Linked DNA regions of Mus musculus: region 1 is linked to region 2. The links are chromatin loops, found by intact Hi-C in ENCODE. Cell type or tissue: heart. All regions are shown on one strand. Each heading gives the region's core, and the rest is flanking DNA. Links, peaks and the distances in the headings are about the cores only.

Region 1 (10,643 bases), core at 939-8,938, 300 kb before region 2:
ACAGACAAACCACATGTTCTAGGTATAAAGCAATGTGACATCCATACTTTCAACTTGTTAGTGTCTATAAGTGTCCTGACTGTTCAGCTTAACAATAAAATCATGTGGCTCCACTTCATCTGACTGATTCTCAAATAATGCAGAAGTGTTCATATTCAGAAGCTAGTTGAAGAGTAACATATGCCAGCTAGGTGTGAGGCAGTTCTTAGATATCCTTTCTGCTCTAATAACCTTTTCATCCCTTATACTGAACATTTTGAACACATTCATGAATAAAGATATTTCTAGTCTCACAAGAGACAGCTACATCTGGGTCCTTTTGATAAAATCTTGCTAGTGTATGCAATGGTGTCTGCGTTTGGAAGCTGATTATGGGGTGGATCCCTGGATATGGCAGTCTCTAGATGGTCCATTCTGTCGTCTCAGCTCCAAACTTTGTCTCTGTAACTCCTTCCATGGGTGTTTTGTTCCCAATTCTAAGGAGGGGCATAGTGTCTACACTTCAGTCTTCATTCTTCTTGAGTTTCATGTGTTTAGCAAATTGTATCTTATATCTTGGGTATCCTAGGTTTTGGGCTAATATCCACTTATCAGTGAGTACATATTGTGTGAGTTCCTTTGTGAATGTGTTACCTCACTCAGGATGATGCCCTCCAGGTCCATATGCAACCCTATAGGTGGAACAACATTATGAACTAACCAGTACCCCGGAGCTCTTGACTCTAGCTGCATATGTATCAAAAGATGGCCTAGTCGGCCATCACTGGAAAGAGAGGCCCATTGGACACACAAACTGTATATGCCCCAGTACAGGGGAACGCCAGGGCCAAAAAAATGGGAATGGGCGGGTAGGGAAGGGGGGGGGGTATGGGGGACTTTTGTGATAGCATTGGAAATGTAATTGAGGAAAATATGTAATAAAAAATATTTAAAAAAATAAAAATTAAAAAAAATTAAAACAAAACAAAAAAAAGATATTTCTAAAGGCGATCTATCTTCATTCTACTTTCTAAAACCCAACAAAGTTACAAAGCACTCATGAGGTGGACACTTTAATTCAGAATGTTCATAGCAAGTTTTGAATAGAATAGATGCAATCAGACCTCCAAATGCATGTTGACAACTGCTCTCAGCACTGTACAATGTGATAAACACTCAAGTCAGAGAGACCAGTCTTCGTCATTTGCTAGCTAAGAGGGTTTTGGAGATCTTTACCCTCTGTCTTAGTCAGGGTTTCTATTCCTGCACAAACATCATGACCACGAAACAAATTGGGGAGGAAAGGGTTTATTCAGTGTTCACTTCCATACTGCTGTTCATCATCAAGGGAAGTCAGGACTGAAACTCAAGCAGGTCAGAAAGCAGGAGCTAATGCAGAGGCCATGGAGGGATGTTCCTTACTGGCTTGCTTCCCCTGGCTTGCTCAGCCTACTCTCTTATAGAACCAAGACTACCAGCCCAGAGATGGCAGCACCCACAAGGGGACCTCCCCCCTTGATCACTAACTGAGAAAACGTCTTACAGCTGGATCTATCGGAGGCATTTCCCCAACTGAAGCTCCTTTCTTGTGATAACACCAGCCTGTGTCAAGTTGACACAAACCTAGTCAGTATACCCTCTAAGGCTTTATTTCTTATATGGTAAATAGCATTGCTGGCAAGTTTAGCATGAGCTAAGGAAATGTAAAAGCACTTTCATGCTGCCTGACATATAAGAAACTACCAGGAAATGTTAGTTTGACCGTTTTGACCTCCTAAATACTATACAGACACATTCTTTTCTTATAGTTCTACTTCTAAAGTTACATAAACAGTTTGAATACTAATCTTCTCAAAGAAGATAAGTGGTCTTCTCCATGATTTCAACAGCAATGGAAAGTCCCTCTGACTTTGAAAGCAGTTGTTTTCTATGCTCATGTTTAATGTTTCTTTTAAAAAAAGAAATAAAGACTTTATTCTATAATTATACATAAATCCAAAACCATGCATCCCCTGAGTAGAGATAACACCACACTTTATTAATACCAGGTTTCTGAGGACTAGGAACAGGCACATTTTCTTGTGATTGATGGGAGAGTGTGGTGGAGAGAGCTCAAGAGGAAGTGCAGAAGAGTCCACTCAAGCTCCAAACAGATCATCAAGGGAAAAAAATTATCTCTAGATAAAAGATAAAGACACATTCAACAGCTATACTTTTTCCCCTTTTGGACCAGAAACTGCACAAAAAAGAGAAATATATGATCATATTCTCTTATATGAATGCATTGCAGTCACATTATTATCATTTTAGACACAGGTATCACTCTAGAGTCCAGGTGTGTCTGTAACTCACTCTGTTTTCCAGACTCGCTTCAAACTCCAGGCAATCCTTCTGATTCAGGCTCCTAAAGGATAGGCTTATAGCTGTGTATCTTTCATGTGATGATGGTATGGATCCCAGTTTCACTTGAGGGCATAGGGACATTCATCAAAGCAGGACATTTATATAACTGGACATGGTATCATTAGGAACATGGCCACTTCACGGGGTGGGATGAGATTATGTATAGGGAGAGCCGTGTCTTTAACATTCATACCCATAACTATGAAATTGTGTTTCTAGGTCTGCTTTCACCACAGTTTAAATGAAGAAAGGAAATAGAAAGGAAAGAGGAAAGGAAGGAAGGAAATAAGGAACAAAGGAAGAAAGGAAGGAAGGAGAGAGAGAGGGAGGGAGGAAAGAAGGAAGGAAGTAGAGGAAGAAAGAAAGAAAGAAAGAAAGAAAGAAAGAAAGAAAGAAAGAAAGAAAGAAAGAAAGAAAGAGAGGGAGGGAGGGAGGGAGAAAGAAAAAAGAAAGAGAGAGAGGGAGAAAGAAAAAAGAAAGAGAGAGGGAGTAAGAAAGAAAGAAAAAAGAGAGATAGAAAGAAAGGATGGAAGGAAGAAAGAAAAGAGAGAGAGAGAGAAAGAAAGAAAGAAAGAAAGAAAGAAAGAAAGAAAGAAAGAAAGAAAGAAAGAAAGAAAGGAAGGAAGGAAGGAAGGAAGGAAGGAAGAAATTGTTTAAGGAAACTCAAAGAAAGCAACAAAAAGTATTTGATATCACAGATTTCAAATCGGTTGTTTCTAACACCTTATACTCTGCAATGGCTAGAGGCTCCAGCAGATGCTCTGAAATTATTCTGTCCCCACCAGGCATTCAAAGAAAGAACGAAACAAAGGGAGGGAGAGTTTTGTTTTGCTTTTGTTTCAACTGCACATCAATGCCTGTTTGTGGCGGCTTCAGCCCAAATCGCATAACCCACTGCTTTAGTCAGCATGACAGCCCACTGGAAAAGTACGATGTGATTTAGGGAAATTCTGAAAGTGCCAAGCTGTCAGACCTAAGCACTTTCAGTCTTTGATTGCAGACTTAGAAAGAACAAAGGCCACACGTGTGCTCTGTATTCTAGACCAGCATTCTGTGGATACTTAGGGAATACTGAACAATAGCACTTGGTTGTAGAAAATCTTTAAATGTCCTCTCTGACACACGGGCTCAGCTCCTTAAACTGTAATGCATGTTTTATGTAAGTCTGTGTCTCCCTGGTGGTAAACTATTCTTCACCTTACACTCTAAAGTTTGTAAAAACCTGAACACCTTTCAGGAGGAGACTAAACACAAATTCTTCTTAGGGGCTTTCTCTGGCTACACCCTACAACTTGTTTTGTAATGAAAAATAGCATATTAATATCTATCTATTTATCTACCCATCCATCCATTGGGATTTAGATCGATTTTCTCAGCTGTGTTTTGACCATACCTTATCATTCTAATATTAGTGTCAGATTAATTTTAACCCAATGTATCTAGGCTTCTAAAAAGAATAGTTCAAGCAGGTAATTGAAAAAACTAAGATTATTGAAATGTGCATATTATTATTTCCATTACAGATAAGATGTTGTGTTCCTGAAGAGCTCTGATCTCTGCCATGATTTTATTTGGAGATAGAGACCAAAGGAAGGTGACAAGATGTAAATGGAGTAATAAGGTTGGGGCTCAATGCCAACAGGGCTGATGTTCTTATAACTGGAAAAGACAAAGAAATATTTCTCTCTCTCTCTCTCTCTCTCTCTCTCTCTCTCTCTCTCTCTCCCTCTCTCCCTCTCTCTCCCCTCTCCTCTCCTCTCCTCTCCTCGCCTCCCACCATGTCATCATGTGAGAAAATCTGAAAAGCAGAAAGACAAGCATTATCAGAAACCAACCAGTAGAGCCCTAATCTGTCATGGCTAGCCTTCAAAAGAGTGAGAACCAATACTCTAGTTATCACACACACGTACACTTAATATGTTTTCAATTTAGAGACAAAAATCTCGTGTTTGAAACCATAAAGAATCAATTTTTTCTTAGTGTAAGTGTAAAGAGAAAGAAAATGTTGCCACAATTCTTCTAAAAACCATGGGTAGGAAAATGTGTTTTGTGCTTTTAGAGAAAGACCATGAGAAAATGAAGCTACGCCTTATAAATTCTCGAAGGAAAACAAACGGAAGAATTTCAAAACCCAAACTAAATGGTAAGGTAAAAGAATTATTGCACACTATTTATTTTGTATTAAAAAGGAATTCATGGCAAGTTCTCATAAGCTCAAATGTAGATAATGTTAACAATCTGAGGTTGTGCCCCAATTGTAACAGCCTCTCTTACCAGTAGGGGGCAGCATGGCACATTGGATACCTCACTAACTGCCCCTTGAGGAACATGGGAGGGGTAGCTAGAAAGTAAACTATCAGACCAACACTAAGTATGGCTATATCACACAGGCCAAAAAGGAAATCTTTTTTTTAAATTTTTAATATTTTTATTATGTATTTTTCTCAATTACATTTCCAATGCTATCCCAAAAGTCCCCCATACCCTCCCCCCACCCACTTCCCTACCCACCCATTCCCATGTTTTTGGCCCTGGCGTTCCCCTGTACTGAGGCATATAAAGTTTGTGTGTCCAATGGGCCTCTCTTTCCAGTGATGGCCGACTAGGCCATCTCAAAAAGGAAATCCTAAGTTATGACTAAGTACTAGGAGATGCCAGCAATGCACAGGTCACAGGCTAGGAGGTGTCACAAAGTCCTTGCTGTACAAGCACAAGGGTTAAACTCCAATCCCTGCAGAAAAAAATACCTGTGATCCCAGGCCTGGAAAGGCAGAGACAAGAGAAACCCTAGAGCTGAGGGTGAGTCACTTAGCAGAATAAGTGAGCTCAGTGTTCAGTGAGAGCTCCTATCTCGAAGCATAAGGTGGAGAGTAACGGAGAAAGACACGCAACATCTACTTCTGCACACGTACGCGCGCAAGCATGCGCGTCCCCGCCCCCCCCCCCCCACAGCGCACCACACACATAGGATACATAATTCAAAACCTTCAGCACACCAATAGGAAGATGAAGGAAGAACTTAGAACGTGTATGCTCCCGAAGACATGTGGCATCAATCCCTAATTGTCCAAGGAACTCACTGAAATGTCCCACAGTGATTCAGGTTGTTCTGCTCTCCTTTCTCACAGTGAAAAATATCTCTCTCTTTCATTCAGTCTATATAAGCTCTCCTGAAAAGCAGCTCCCTAATACTTTGACTAGTAAGTTTACTAATCAATGATGCAGAGGTTGACACTCCCTCTCACACAGCAAACACAGAAGTAGAACTTTAAGTACTGAAAAATTGCAGAAGAAGACAAGAAAAGGAAAGAAAAGAAAAGAAAAGAAAAGAAAAGAAAAGAAAAGAAAATCGGTTAAAAAGTAAAATAGCCTTTACCCACCAAAATATTCTCAATGAACTCTTTAAAATATTGGACTTTATTTTAAATGTTGTAGGTAATGCAATTTTTTGTTTTGTTTTGTTTTGTTTTTTCGAAACAGGGTTTCTCTGTACAGCCCTGGTTGTCCTGGAACTCAATTTGTAGACCAGGTTGGCCTCGAACGCAGAAATCCACCTGCCTCTGCCTCCCAAGTGCTGGGATTAAAGGCATGGGCCCCCACACCCGGCGGTAATGCAATTTTTAATCATATAAATTCTTGCATGGGAACAACACAGGAGAAAGGGGAGAAAGATCCTGAGAGCTAGAATACCAGTACGTGGCTGTAAAACCGTCTCTTTTAGAAATGGCTGCATAAACAAGACCAGGACAGTGGCAATATTAATAAATAATATTAATGTCATAAAGGAAATGTAGCATGGAGTTCCACCTTCAGATGAGAACCTTCTAGGAGAGCAAGAATTAGCTTCTCCCAGGGATGAGCCCTGTTACTGATTATCCAATACGTGGTGGTCAGTCCTGAAACCATATGCACACAGGCAACAAAAATGGGCTCCATAGGTTGAATTTCTATATCTTTGTATACACATACATATTTATGTAACAATAATAATCAAAAAGAAAAGAAACTACTAATTTGAAAGTAAAAAGGCATAGGAGGGGTTGATATGGATGAAGGATGGGGAAGGGGAATGTGGTGTTATTCTATTTTAATTTAAGATTTATTTTAAAAGAAAAAGTACTCCTAAAATTCTTTCTATGTCTAGGAGTTGACATACATGATGGTTTCTATATGCTTGGGGCTGACTTACAAGTTCAGAGGTTTAGTCCATTATCATCAAGGCAGAAACATAGCAGTATCCAGGCAGGTGTGATACAGGTAGAGCTGAGAGTTGTACATCTTCATTTGAAGGCTTCTAGCAGAGTACTGGCTTCCAAGCAGCAAGGACTAGAGAATTTAATCCCACACCCATAGTGACACACCTACTCCAACAAGGCCACACCTCCTGATAGTGCCACTTCCTGGCCCAAGCATATATAAACCATCACAATATACAACATGTATGTATGTATGTATGTATGTATGTATCTATCTATCTATCTATCTATCTATCTATCTATCTACATATGAGTATAATTCCACAGTTATTGACATACTTATCTTCAATTGCCAACTTGACACAAACCTAGAGTCACCTCGAAAAAGGGAACGTCACCCGAAGAATTGTCCATCTAAGATTGGCCTGCCACCAAATCAGTGAGGCATTCTCTTAATTGCTAATTGACAACAGAGAAGGCCGCAGTCTACTGTGAGTAGTGCTTCCCCTAGCAGGAAGCCTGGGCCATATACAACAGGAAGTAGAATAAGTCAGAGGGAGAACGCAAGTAAGCAACCTTCCTTCTTGGTTACTTTAAATCTTTTTCTTTGAGTTTCTTCCTTGGGTTCTCTTGACCATAGCATCTAACCTGTAAGCTGAAATAAACCCCTTTCCTCTCCGAGTTGCTTTTGGTCATGGTGTTTATCACAGCAACAGGAAGCAGACTATAATGCTTAGTGTGGATATGGTAAATATCGAACAAGTCTGTAGTATTCTTCTGGCTACTAAAAAAGAATATAATTTAATCAGCTTCCACACTGGAACTATACCTTATAGCTTTACTGACATATAGAAATAACCACACAGTGTTTCTATTTATAGTTTCGTGTTGCACAGATTATCGTAACAGAGGGAAAATAAGCATATCCATGTAGTCATACACACAGCTTTGACCTTACACATAGAAGTGTTTGCTTTTTCTCCACTTAGAAATATTCAAATGTTTATTATGTGGGAAGAAGTGAGTTTCACTCCAGATGATGATGCAGGAAAAAAAATAATGAATTTGAGAAACACAGAGAGAAAAAATGGAATATGAGAAAGAGGGAAAGAAAAATAATAAAAAGAAAACACCAAGAAACAAATGACAGCAGATATAATGCTTGCCATGCCCGACAGGAGCAGGATTGGTGCTACATTTTTAGATAAGAGTTTGTGCATCTGATGATGAACATTCAGTGTCAACTTGACCAGGCTTAAAGATGCCAGGTTATCTGGTAAAACTAAGTATCTGCATATATCTCTGAGGGTATTCCAGACAGATAATCAGCATTTGAGTTGGTAGACTGAGTTACAGAGTTCACACTAACCAGTGTGGATAAGGTGTCATCTAATTCCTAGAGGCCAAAATTAGAGAAAACGGTGAAGGTCCCCTTCCCTGCTTAAACTAGAGTATCTGCCATTCCTTGCTGTGGGCATCCATGCTCCTGGTTCTCAGTACCCAAATTCAGTCCCCATTTTCTCCTCTTGGTCTAAGGTATGAAGTTGGAACTGAAACTATATTGTTGGTTTTTCTGGCCCCCTTTCAGCAGATATAATATGTAGCCTTCAGAATCTAGAAGTAAATTCATAATGAATATCCTCATATATATTTCTATATACCCTATTGATTTTGTTTCTTTGGAACACTCCAATACACATAATCTATGTCTGCTGACATCAGGCCATCTTAGTCTCTGGAACATGAGCAAGCTCTTGTGCTGGGATTAAGGAAAATTATTTCCTTTCAAGACTTGATTTCAGCCTGCAGTGAATTTTTATGACCAAGTTATTAACCCCTGAAAAATGGGATTTATAATGGAAATACTGATAGGTTCTTAATGGTAACTGTGCTGGCAGGCATCTATATATTAACCTTAATAGTGTCAATTTGTGAAACTAAAGTGATTGAAAACCTACTCACTTTGACTTCAGTAATCCCTGCGTCACTAGTTTTCAATATTACCTTCATTGGGATGATTTTTTTCTAGGCCTTTTAAAAGACTACTATCCTATATTTATGAGTAAGAGAGCTACAATACTATAGGGTTTTGCAAATATCACAGGGTTGGAACAGCATATTTATTTCCAAATGGCCTAAGATTCTGTGGTACTCTTCTATTTAGGAAATTTACCTGCATAAAAATTGTGGGTTTCCCAGCCATGAAGTCTTTAGCCGGAGGCCTTTCTCTTTTGCCTTTCATCTCTCCAGAGGCTCATTGAACAGCTGAAGGAGATAACAATGTGATTTCATGAACAGTGACCAAAAGGAAATATATGTATCCCTAACTTGGGTGGATAAGCTGACTCTTCACGCTGTCAGTAAAACTGCGTCTGGATGCCAGATTCTCACTGGATTGATCTCATTATATAACTCACTGCCTGCAACTGTATTCTGTTATGGCCTCTTTTATGCAGCCTGACAGCCTATATACAGATGTATCAGTAAATACATTCAGCCGATGCTTAAACAAACTGTTCCCTATCATCATGTTTATCAGGATAAATGTGTTGCCAGACATATTCTTCCGGAATTGATATTAGCAGAGCACAGCAAACGTCATCTCTCCTTCCTCAAGGGGCTCTTCTGATACCCTCATTCTGGCGTTTTAAAACACTGCACATGGTTGAATGGCTCCAGATGCGTTCTCTAACAGAACTTACAGAAACACGGAAACAGCTTCATCCCGTCAAGAATTATATTGTTTCAAGGCTATTCTGGCACAGAATAGAAAATTTGAAGGAATTTTGCCCCAAACCAATTGTGACATACAGCGTAACCAGAAAAATGAGGTCAGTGATTAGAGAAAATTTAGAAACCTCATACTAAAAAAGCTGGGGAAGTCATGGAAATCTTTTCTCATTGGGTGTGTTTCTCATGAACTACCAGAACAAAGCCGGGTGAACAGCTCAAGAATTCTGATCTGGTTCTTTTCAAAGACAGTGTATACAAAAACTAGCAATAGCATCCTGATGTGTGGCGTATGTGTACAAACCTTCCCTAAAATAGTATCCCAGGCAGAATATGCATGAATAACATTTTCCTTTACCCTTCATGAGCCAATAAAAAACAATGCAAATATTTTAAGTATCCACCCACCTTTCCATTTTCCATCACTGAAAAGCTAGCTTACCCTTTGCATTCAAGCCTCAAGCTGTGGCTGACAGCTATAAGCCCATTATATTTCAACAGCCATCTGGCAGCAGAGATTCAATCCACTGCTTCAATCACAGTGGCCTGGCTTCTCTAGCTCTGGGAATTACACTAAAGTGCATGATTTATAATGGCGTCACTGTCAAATTATTGTTGTTTAGTTCATCGAGACAAATTTTTAAACCCATGGGAGTAAATATGTCCTAAAGGGTATTATTTTAAAAGTATTTGAACAGCCATGTTTGCTCTGCAGCCTCGAATTAGTTTTATTCATAATACTAGGTTTTCTAAATATGAGGTAACAGAATAATTACCAATAAGCCAAATTCTTAATGTGCAAAAGGCCAAATTCAAACATTTTGTAGGGAAATGTAGTTTGGAATAAGAACAAGTTGCTCGAACACTCACCTTTTGTTTCATCACTTCAAATGATTGCATCTCACTCATTTGTCCTACTGTGGGGGTTGGACAAATCCTGCTTACTGGTTGCTCCTCATGGCTTGTTCAAGCTGCTTTCTTTCAGAGTCCCGGACCACCAACCCAAGGGTGGCACCACTCACAATAGGCTGATCCCTCCTCTATCAATCATTAATTAAGAAAATGTCCTGCAGGTCTGCTTATCTGAACTTATGAAGCATTTTCTTAATTGAAGTTCTCTCCTCTCAGATGGCTTTAGCTTGTGTCAAGTTGACACAAAACTATCCAGCAGGGTTCCCTTTGCCCTTTAAGAAGGAAATGAGGATGCTGACTATGAGATATGAGCATAAATTGATCCACTTCACCTTTTCCACTTTCTCTTCAAGAATAGATTCTCTCTTGTCTCCCCACGTGACTTTAAGTAGGTTTTCTAGGGGTTTTTTTCTTTTCTAATAT
Region 2 (10,643 bases), core at 824-8,823:
AGAAAGTGAGAGATGTTCATGCTACAAGGCTGGATGTTTCTGTTTGTTCTCCGTATCCCTTTGACTCTCAAAGAATAGTCTCTAATACCAGTGACAGAATCATAGATGAACCTGCCTACAAGAGAGAGCATGCAGGCTAAAACCAAAAGAAGCTCCCTTCTTCCATGTCCTTTTCTTATGCCACCACCCATTCCTCTCAGAGCACATAATTTTCTGACCAGCTCTAAAACTGTTCAAAGATAATTTTGGATGGTGTTTTGACACCATGAAGAAATACACAGTGAGCAGGTGTTGGCTTGGGGTTGCTTCACTTCACGATTTGCTTTTATTGCGTGGAAAAGGCTGTTAAAATGACATATATCAGATTTGCAGTAAGAAGCCAAATGATTTCCGAAGCATCCGCAGAACTTGTCCTCATTGCGAGAGCTCATTCCCGAGGTCTCACGGGAACCACACATTTTCACAGCTTACAGGAATCACATCTGATTTGGAAAATATTTTTTTCCCTTTTCTTGCTGATGTCATCTATGTTGCTATGGAAAAGAATTGATTGCTTCATGACGCTGCTGGAAAAACTAACCCTGATGAATTTCTCCAGAGCAAACAGTCTACGTTAGAAGGCTGCTTTTTTGATTAGGCTTGCTAAAAATGGTTACAACTAATAACCGAAAGGGAATGTTCTTTATCCAGAATTAACTTGCTATGCAAGCCTTCTCAAGTGGGTGGATAGAAAGCCTTAATTACCACAGAGAGACTTAGATACCTGGTAGTCTGTGTTGAGTGAGAAGGAAAACATGCTTTGTAAAGGATCTGGTGTTATTCCTATTACCTGGAACTGTTTTCTTGGAACCAGCTGTTTCACTGTTTTAAACATCTATACTTAGCGTTATCTGTCAGCTGTACAGTACTACCTGGGTAGGATGTGTATTCCTTAGAAAAGGTTACTCATATTCACTGGGAATATTCACTCATATTCACTGGCTATAGTCATCTCAGAGTAGAAGAATGCTCACCATTCTTCTGTTCCTTACTACCTAGCTCCAGTCCCACTGTCAGATATCAGGGATATACTTATGATGCTTTAGGAGTCACATGACTATAAAAAGAAGGCAGGGAATCCCAAACAAGTTTCTAGGCTCTGGGCAGTAAGTGTGCTTATACGTAATACATGAGATTCCTATTAGCGTATATTAAATTTTACCATCTGTCCTCCTTTTGATACTGATAGATTGATAATATACCCTGGTTTAAAAAAAAAAACAACAGCTTAGGGAAGAAAGGGTTCATTAGCTCATAATTGAAAGTTACAGACCATCTTTTCAGAGAAGGAAGGGCAGTTGGAAATCAAAGCAGTTGTGACATCCATAGTCAAGAGCAAAGATGCATGCATCGTGCATGCATCTGGGCTCCGCACACCTAGGACCGGACCCCAGGGAATGGTGCCACCACTATTAGACCAGTTCTTCCCACATCAATTAAAGAAATCAACCAGTCACTCACAGCCAAGCTGACAGGTGAATCTCATCTAGATCATTCTCACTGAAACACCTTTCTCAGATGGCCTACAGCTCTTAGTATCCCCATGGCACAGGCTACAGTCATCTCAGAGTGGAGACTCAACTGAATGATCACCCAGATCTGATTAGTCTCGTGTCTTGCCTTTAGGAAATTGTCTTCATTCCTAGTTGATGCAGAAGAGTCCAGCATACTGTACAGGACACTAAATCTAAGCTGGTGGCCCTGAGCTTATAAGAAAGCTAAGCTTGAGACACCAGCTAGTGCCCCTGCATCATGTCTGTTTTAAGTTCCTCCTGGAGCTTCTGACCTGACATCCTATAACCTGTAAGCTGAAATATACATCCTATAACCTGTAAGCTGAAATATACCATCTCCTCCCCTTTTCAGCTTTTGGTCAGGGAGTTCTCTTGAGAGCAACAGAGATGAAACTGGAACACCAGATGATTCTAAATTGTTCCAAGTTGGTAACTGGAACAAACCATCACGCCATCACTAAGCAAATGCTGTAATTTTAAAAATGGAATTATTTATGTGTAGGTTTTATAACACAGTAGGTAAATAAAGAACAAAAGGATTAATGGGGAAACCTGTATCTCTGAACTACTTAAGTATCATTTTTTTATCTGTGATCCTGGGTGATGTCCACAGAATAACCAGACACCAATACTTCAGTGTTGGATGGAAATACATCTTTGATGTTGGAGACTGTGATAGGTTTTAATGAGAAATATAAACTAGATGCAGTTCTTCTCTACTGAGTCCACTATGGGCAGACTTACAGGGTGCAATTTCTTGCATTAAGGAAGGGTTTGCTACGAGCACTTTCGATGTCCTGTCTACTTTCCTCTCCCTACAGCGGCACATCTAGTGATGAAATGTGCAACTTGTACATTATGTATTACATGGAAGCCAAGCATGCAGTTTCCTTCATGACCTGTACACAGAATGTGGCTCCAGATATGTTCAGAACTATCCCAGAAGAGGCCAATATTCCAATTCCTGTAAAATCCGACATGGTTATGATCCATGGGCATCACAAAGGTGAGTTGGATGTTTAACTCAGAGTACCAGATGGTTTTCTGCTCTGTATTTGCCTTTTTGTGTCTCCCATAACTACATGATTAATCAATTATGTTTTAGCTTCCTTAACCAATCACATATGCACACATATATTTCTTCCCTCTCTTTCATATACAATCTCCACTCCCTGACATTTTTCCATCAAAACAGTAAAAGAAGGCTCAGTTGATACAGTGCTTGGCACTAAATCATGATGCCCTGGGCTCAGATCCCCATCACTAGTGTACAAAAGCGAGACACAGTGGTGCACATCTGTAATCCCACAGTAGGAAGACAGAGAAAGGCAGGTTCCAATGCGCTCCTGACTACCCAGCACAACCCAATCCGTGAGTGAGCTCCTGATTCAATAAAAGACGCTGTCTGAACATCCAGCATTGACATCTTGCCTCCACAAACATGCACACTCATGTGTAAAAACATCAACATACACACACACACAAATATATGCACGCATTTACAGTGCATAATACACACACAGTTTTCACGTACAAATAGACACTCAACTCATGCACACACATATATGTATGTGTATACCACTTACACAAATGTAGCAAATATGCAAGCAAGCACCCACATGGATAAACAAATTCATGCATACACAAACACACACACATACACATCAAATCCCAGCGAGTGACAAAAAGACTGTTAGTTTTGTGACCAATCCCACCAATGTAAGTCTTTCTTCATATAATTCCTGTTTGTTTGTACTTTTCTTACCTCACTCATTCCTTAGGCGGAAATGACATCCATGACTTATAAATTGTAGCACACTCCAGATGGTTATGTCTGCAGCCATATCCGCATAGTGTGCCTTTTCAAGTGAAAGATAATTCTTGGCATTCCTTGCCTTTGCTCTTGAGGTTTGATTTTTACGTCCGTGCTTTAGCTTTTTGCTCATCTGCAGAATGGTCACACTTGACTGTCATTCCTGTAGTTTCACACTGATACAGCATGAAGTTGGCTCAGGCTTTACGGAGTTTTGTAAATTTCACCATGAAATGCCACAGCGACTGGTAATCAGGTTGTTGACTATGATGCTAATATATTTAGAGAATAGAAGTTTATATTTTTTAAATGCCTTAAATATGGTTATGTAGATTTTAAAAATAAATATGAGTACTTTGTTGAAACATTTTTAAATGTAATTTATGTGTTACTAAAAAAAGATTATTTGGCGTGGGTTATGTAACAAGACGGATGGTTGTGCTGTGGGTGGGAGATGGAGAATGAGAGTAACCAGTGTAATGAACATAAGGTCCTGAATAATGCTAAAACTATTGTTTTGATGGTAGAATCCCAGTAAACTAGTAAAGTCTGTACTATATTCTGATAGTTCATGATCAACTTCTTTGATCTTTACAGAAACAGAAAACAAAGAAAAGAGTGCTTTAATACAGCAGCCAAAGCAGGGAGAGGAGGAAGCCTTCGAGCAGGGTAAGCTCCTACCTCTCTAACTAGCCCATAAAGGATTCCTTATCCAAATAGGCAGCCAAGTTATGACGGGATAAGATAGTTTAGGTCACTATTTCAGCCTCAGACCATATCTTCACTGTTCTTATATGGTACATAATTAATTTATAAATAAGTGGCCATTTATCACACTTAACCATAAAAGCAAGATTCACTAGTGTAATTGAGTCCCATTTGGCTTTTTTTCTGCCTTTGCTTCAGTTTGTTTGCTATTGCAGTTTTTCCATACAGTTTGTAGAATTGCAAATTAAACCGTGAGAAACAAGCATCACACTGCTTCTGAAATCTAGTGAACGTCTCCATTTAAACTCTTAGGTTATTAACGATATGAGAGTTTCAAGCCAAAAGAACTTGAGAATTCAACCTGCCTCTTCTCTGCCCTCAGCTGGACAGGATGGACTACTGCTGTGGCTTCATAGGCTCCTGTTATATTGCCATCTGACGAGTTAAGATGGCATCCTTTTCCCTGTGTTCTGTGTATTAGGACTATTCGAAGCTATAGCGCCATAAACCACATGCGCTGGCAGTGAGAAAGTCCACTCCAGAATTTTAGTCCCTTACCAGTTCTTTGGAAAATACTGTTTTGTGTCAGGTATTAGAGTATTAAGTCATTGCTGCCTAAATATGATACACGTCTAAACATTAGCTTAATATTTATACAGAGACATGGCAGTTTAAGACAAAGAGAAATGGATGTTTTCTAGTCATGGTGTGGGGGAGTTTGAACCAAGAATATAGCTCAGTGGGAAAGGTGCTTGTTGAATAAGCCTGAGGGCAGAGTTCACATCTCCACCACTTTCAAAGAAGGCAGCCAGACATGGTGGCCTGTCTGTAATCTCAGAGCTTGAAAATCCAAGACAAGGGGTCACCTGCTCAAACTGACTATGGAGAGTAGCCAAATGGCTGCGCTCTTAGTTCAGAAAACAAACAAACAACAATAACACCAAAATTTACATCAGTAAATAAAATAGAGATCAACTGAAGAGGATACCTGCATTAAACTCAAGCCTACACACACACACAGAGGCATGCACACATGTGTGCCCATACACACAAATGCAAACACACATACATACATAAACATCACACACACACATACAAAAAGGAAATATTGTATTAAAATAAAGTATTAAAAGAAAATAAAGTTTAAGATATTTCTATTTATGTGTTAACTCAAAACCAGGGAGATAACTGTCCTAAAAAAAAAAATCTGTATGTCTGGTTGTTTTTAATCCCAATCACTGCCTCCTTCCATCACTCCCCCCTACACACACACACACAAGGAATAATAGCTAACTTTATGGATTCTGTTGATCTATTTGTTAGCAACTCAGGAATAACCACCTAATTACAGATAGTATTACAGAGTTTACTCTAACTATGCTGAAATTTGTCCAGATCTACAATTAATTATTTTGACGCTGGACAATTTGAGTTTATGTCTTTGAAATAACTTGAGCAGTCTTCAAACTCATTCACCAAAGCTAACATACATGTAAATATGTCGGACATGACCATCATTTGCAGATATGTAAACTGAGGCAGGATTGTCCTTTCCTTTTGATATTAGTTAGTTGATCAATACTAAAATCTTAAAGACCTTATGAGCAAATCGATCTTATTTCTAATCACCGGGATCTAGGGAGTGTCAAATATGCACACTGTTGTCCGTTAAAATGCCTTACCACCATATGCTGCCAAATGGACCCAGACTCTTGTGAAGTCAAGAGAAGAACTGTCCTACTGTGTATTCTTCTGCTTATAGTCAAAAAACACTGTAAGGAAAGTAATATAACTTGGAAAGAAATATTACTCGGAGTCAGCTGCAGAAAATAAGCTCTGGTGCTCACATGTTGAAGGAGTATATCCATTATCCCCTCCAGTGTTCTGTGAAGTAGTGGCCTGCAGAGCCATGCCAATGGCCACTGTAGTCTCTGTGGTCACTGCTGGTCACTGGAGACCATCGGCTGAATATTTAAGTGAAGACACAGAAAATATGCGCATTCACACAGACTATCTGATGTACTAATGAGATCAATCTATTTCTTTACAGTGCACAGGCTAAATCTACTCATTAATGAGAGAACAGCCCATTCTTCAAAGAGACATTTGTTTGCACAAAATACCTATTTATTTCATTCCCCAGGAAGCTGTGCTGACCAAATAGCTAGTAAGAGGACTGTAATTATTCAAACAAATGACTCCATGTGTCATAAGTTTTAAAGTAAACCCTTAAAATTAACCCATGACTTTATTTTGTTGTTCAGGCTGAATTTGTGCTCATGCATTCCCCCAAATTGCATTAACTCTTTGAATGTTTTAACCTTCAACAAAAAATAGACCTAAATCATTTCTGCAGTGCTAGCCACAAACCAACAGATATCATCTACATTAGTTCCACAGAAAGTTTCCAAATCTGGTAAGGAGAAGAAACAAGTCATGAAACAAGAAAACAATGACCTATAACATCAGGGACCTGTGTGCGAAGGCAAGCCTTGTACTGACCACCAAATACAGGTTCTTATGCAAATAATATAGATGATCCAATGTATGTACACAAGAATATACTCAGATATATACACATGTGTACACACATATACATAAACTAGTAATAATACTATCTACCCATAAACCACCATATGGAATGTATGTATGCAGCATTCACTGGAAAGCTGATAGGCAGAGAAAGGACATAATATGTAGTAAACAGTATGTCTTTTAAAAGGATAAACTTTACTAAGATAAAATACATGGAAAATGCTCATATTCTATTAACTGAAGTAAAAAATATATTTAGCTACAGGGACTGGGGAGATGGCTCAGTGGGTAAAGTTCTTCCTATTGCAAACATGAGTGGAGATCTGAATTCAGATCCCAGCACCCACATGAAAGTGGGTGTGCGGGCATGCGGGCATTTGTAGTCCTGGCACTGAATGTGTGGAGACAGAAAGATCCCTAGGGCTTGAAGGTTTTCTAGATTAGCCAATCTGATTGAATTTAACAAGCCTTTTAACATGGGTTCATATACTTTGTTTCTTTTCTTTGAAATCTTTTTCCCTAAAAATGGTAACTATTAACTTTGCTCCCAGAACATTAATCTTGACTGAAAATCAGTTGACATTGAGTCATGTGAAGCTGTGTGGTGTGGTTGGTGTGCTTATTCTTAGCACACTGGCTTTCCACAGCGCCTTTTACTGATGTACCGCAGGCTTTGTCTCAAACGCTGTCATTTCTGAGACACCAAGGAGTCGCTCTTACATAAAGGTTTTTCTCCTCAAATTGTTTTAGACAACACAACAGTTGAAAACATCTTAACAAGACTACAGGGTTATTTTTTAATAATGGTTACTTTGAGTTTTTAAATAATGTTCATTATAGATGAAAACTATACAAACTATAAATAAACAAAATATTGGTATTACAAAGACATGCCTGTATGTAAAATATATATTACACATAGAGTTTAAATATATATTCATATATGTTATAGTGACAATATTTATATTAGATTACAATATATATAATTTTATATTCTTTTAAAAACTATTTTATCTTGCATATTTCCTAAAATAATAAAATCTTTTGGTAAGACAGAATTATCCTTCAATTCTGAGAATCAAACTCAGGTATTGCTAGGTAAGTATTAACTACTAAGGTGCATACCCAACCTACAGAAGTCATTTTTAATGGCTGTATAATTAGATTATACTCCCATTGGCTTTTAGATATCTTATTTCTCTCTAGATTAGCTTACATGTGAATAAATTAATTACATGTGTCCCCATACATGAAGACAGAAATATCACCACACCTTAAAATTACCGTAAATGAGGAATTGCATACATATGTGAATGCAATCAACTGTGAATGATTACCTGTATTGAGTAAGTACAGTAATAAGTGAACTGGTGCAATAAATACAACACATTTAAAAGTGAGCCATTACAGATGTGTGAATCCACTTCCACTGACTGTGGGTTAAGGGAATGAGAACTAGCCAGCTGTCTGAAAGGAAGCAATGTTGAGATCTTCCGAGCAGATGTGCCCACACTCTGAGACCTCTCACATGTCGCAGCTGACACTTTTGGAAATCTAATGCATGCTTTCTAAGGTTTTCCTGGTTCATCTTACAGTTGTTTGCTGTACCAGAGGTACTGCCTAAGGTTTCTGTCAACATTATTTAGGCACGAACGCTTACCTGCCTCAAGCAAGAATCTATATAAGTATATTTAGAAGTTTTGGAATTCGGTATTGCTCTCCTTAAAATTCAGAGTACACGATGTCACTCAGAAATATCTGTTGCTTGTAGTGGTGTGGCTCGTTGCTTTCCACCACTTGAGACAGAGATGAAAGCTCAGATGTACGGTCCCAGCACTTCTTCACAATGATGCATTTTCCTCTGGACAGCATGTATTTTTCTGCAGAAAGGACCGCAGACACGTTTTATTCGGTTTGCTTCAAACTCTCGTCATTGGAGTCTTTGCCCTCATGTAATCAATCCTCCCACGCAAAGGCCAGAATGAGCCGCTGTGATCCCAAGGCAGGGAGAGTTTGACAAAACTACAATTTGTAGAGGGAAAGCACACCATGACCCCAGCCAGTTAAAGGTCATCAGACACCTGTGACACAGAATCGTCCTGCAGTGGTTTCATGCTAACAAAAAATGAATTACCATTGTCACATTTTATCAAATAAGCAAAAATCAAGGAACAGAGTTGCAAGTTAAAAGCCGGACAGACTTTTAGACTGCAGAGCTTCCTGAAGAAAGATCTGATAAAGTGTGTAGGACTGAGAGGCACCCAGATGTGGTGGCTGAAATGTATATTTCTTTGCCTTGTTCAGAATAAGTCGTTCCTTTGATCTCCTTACAAAGTACACGTGATTTTAATATCATCTTAGCTGATTCCAAGAACTCTCAACACCATTTGGCCCGATGTTAAATACAATACAGCTCCTGTATGTGGTCTCATTTGCTAAAATGTATCGGTTTGTTTTGATTGATGAGCTATGCACGAGTCTTTATTTATTGAACTCATCTATCAAATACAATTCTAAATGCCTCCAAGCCTCTGGGAAGCTGACTGAATGCTATTTGGAATTGGTTCCCTAATAACAAAATAGTCAGATGTGAATGATCATTTATCACATGGCTGTGCCTTCCCGTATAGATCTGCATGCATAGAAATCACAAAAGCCTCCTGTTTGATATGTCTCAAATATCTCCTTTAATAAGATTCCTTTTACTTGTGAGCTGGACATCATGATCTCATGTTTATTTCTGTGCAGCTAGGGAATAAATATTGGGAGTTAATCACAAGTAAACAATCAATAAACCAAATCAAATTTAACCCACAGGGAGTCAGTATGACAGAATCACAAAGCAAAATATTAAACTACCTTTATAAAAGAAATGCCTTCTTTTTCCATTCCAAATATCCTTCTCATTAATTAAATATCTAACATGTTATTATTTGCTTGGTTACTTGGCATATCTTGTCAGTGCTTAAATTGCCAATGAACTACAAATTCTCTTTGTATACCATAGAAATCATGGAGCAGTCTTGGGAGCTGTCAGCTACTTATAATTAACTCTAGTGACTCCTCTGATAAATGGTCATTGACATACTAAAAAATTACAGAGGTCCTTAGCCAGATTTTACATTCTCTGAATGTTAAAGGCAGTTAGGATTTTTTATCCAATTATTTTTACTTAAAAAAAAAAAAACCTCATATAGCAAATTTATTGTTTTATTCTCTTTTTTCCCCATTTTGCCTCTTTCATGTTTTTTTTTTCAGACAGATGTCATTCTGTAGCTCCAGAATGGCCTGAAATATATGTAGCACATGCTGATCTAGACCAGTAATCCCCCAGCCTCCACCTGCTGAGTGCTAGGATTTCAGGTGTGAACCACAACATGGGGTCTTTCTCCCCCCTCCCCCTTCCTCTCCCTTCCATGCCCTTTCATTTATTTTAGTTTATTCTCACCACTTTCTTGGAAGTAAACAAGAGAAATTCCTTTCAAGGAGTAGGGAATAGTCAATGGTTCCTACTAAATAGAAAAATAATCATAACTGTTCCCTTAAGTAGTTGACGCAAGCACACACGTGGAAACAGGGTTTAATCGGTACTGTTTACACATGCATGCACTGTGCATTCCCTTTTTCTCAGTGCGTTAATTGTTACTCTAATTGTGTTTTCCAAATATCAAATGTACCCAGTCAAATTAACATCAGAGATCTACCTGTGCATCTCGTAAGACTCAAAGTGTTAGTGGGTATAGGAAGAACAACTGAAAACCTCTCAGCAGCATAAAACTATCAAGGAAATAATCTGTTTCTAGTAATTCAAAAGCAAAGGGCAACATTTTTCCCTAGTTATTCTCCATCCTAGAATCATTGACTGGGCATGTCCATGGTAGGAACTGCACTGAACACTAGGAATATGGTGATGGAAAGAAAAGGGAGTTTTTTTCTTCACTGACATTTATGTATTATCATTTCTACCTTCCCATTGATAATTTAAAGGTGTAGAAGCCTTTTAGCACTCATGTACAATTTGATCGTGCATGGAA

What was found. Peaks named below come from ENCODE experiments on the same cell type or tissue, not always from the same donor. Only the 100,000 strongest peaks of a DNase experiment are listed, where the experiment ranks them.
Region 1: a loop joins it to region 2, with 2.8 times the contacts of the local background. A loop is called at or near these places in 5 of 42 quality-filtered maps.

Annotation. Positions count from the first base shown.
Region 1 is chr1:98,173,275-98,183,917 of GRCm38, reverse strand. It overlaps Gm29461 (predicted gene 29461), which reads right to left and starts at 10,270. Exons shown (of 4, transcript NR_151613.1): 1 at 10,179-10,270; 2 at 8,752-8,843. In heart, for the core only: a CTCF peak has its summit at 4,658 (motif pointing right); no DNase peak of the experiment used is centred there.
Region 2 is chr1:97,877,518-97,888,160 of GRCm38, reverse strand. It overlaps Pam (peptidylglycine alpha-amidating monooxygenase), which reads left to right. Exons shown (of 26, transcript NM_001357127.1): 13 at 2,375-2,559; 14 at 3,964-4,035. Among named protein-coding and RNA genes, the nearest start is that of Gm31771, 28 kb to the left of the region's middle. In heart, for the core only: a CTCF peak has its summit at 4,464 (motif pointing left); no DNase peak of the experiment used is centred there.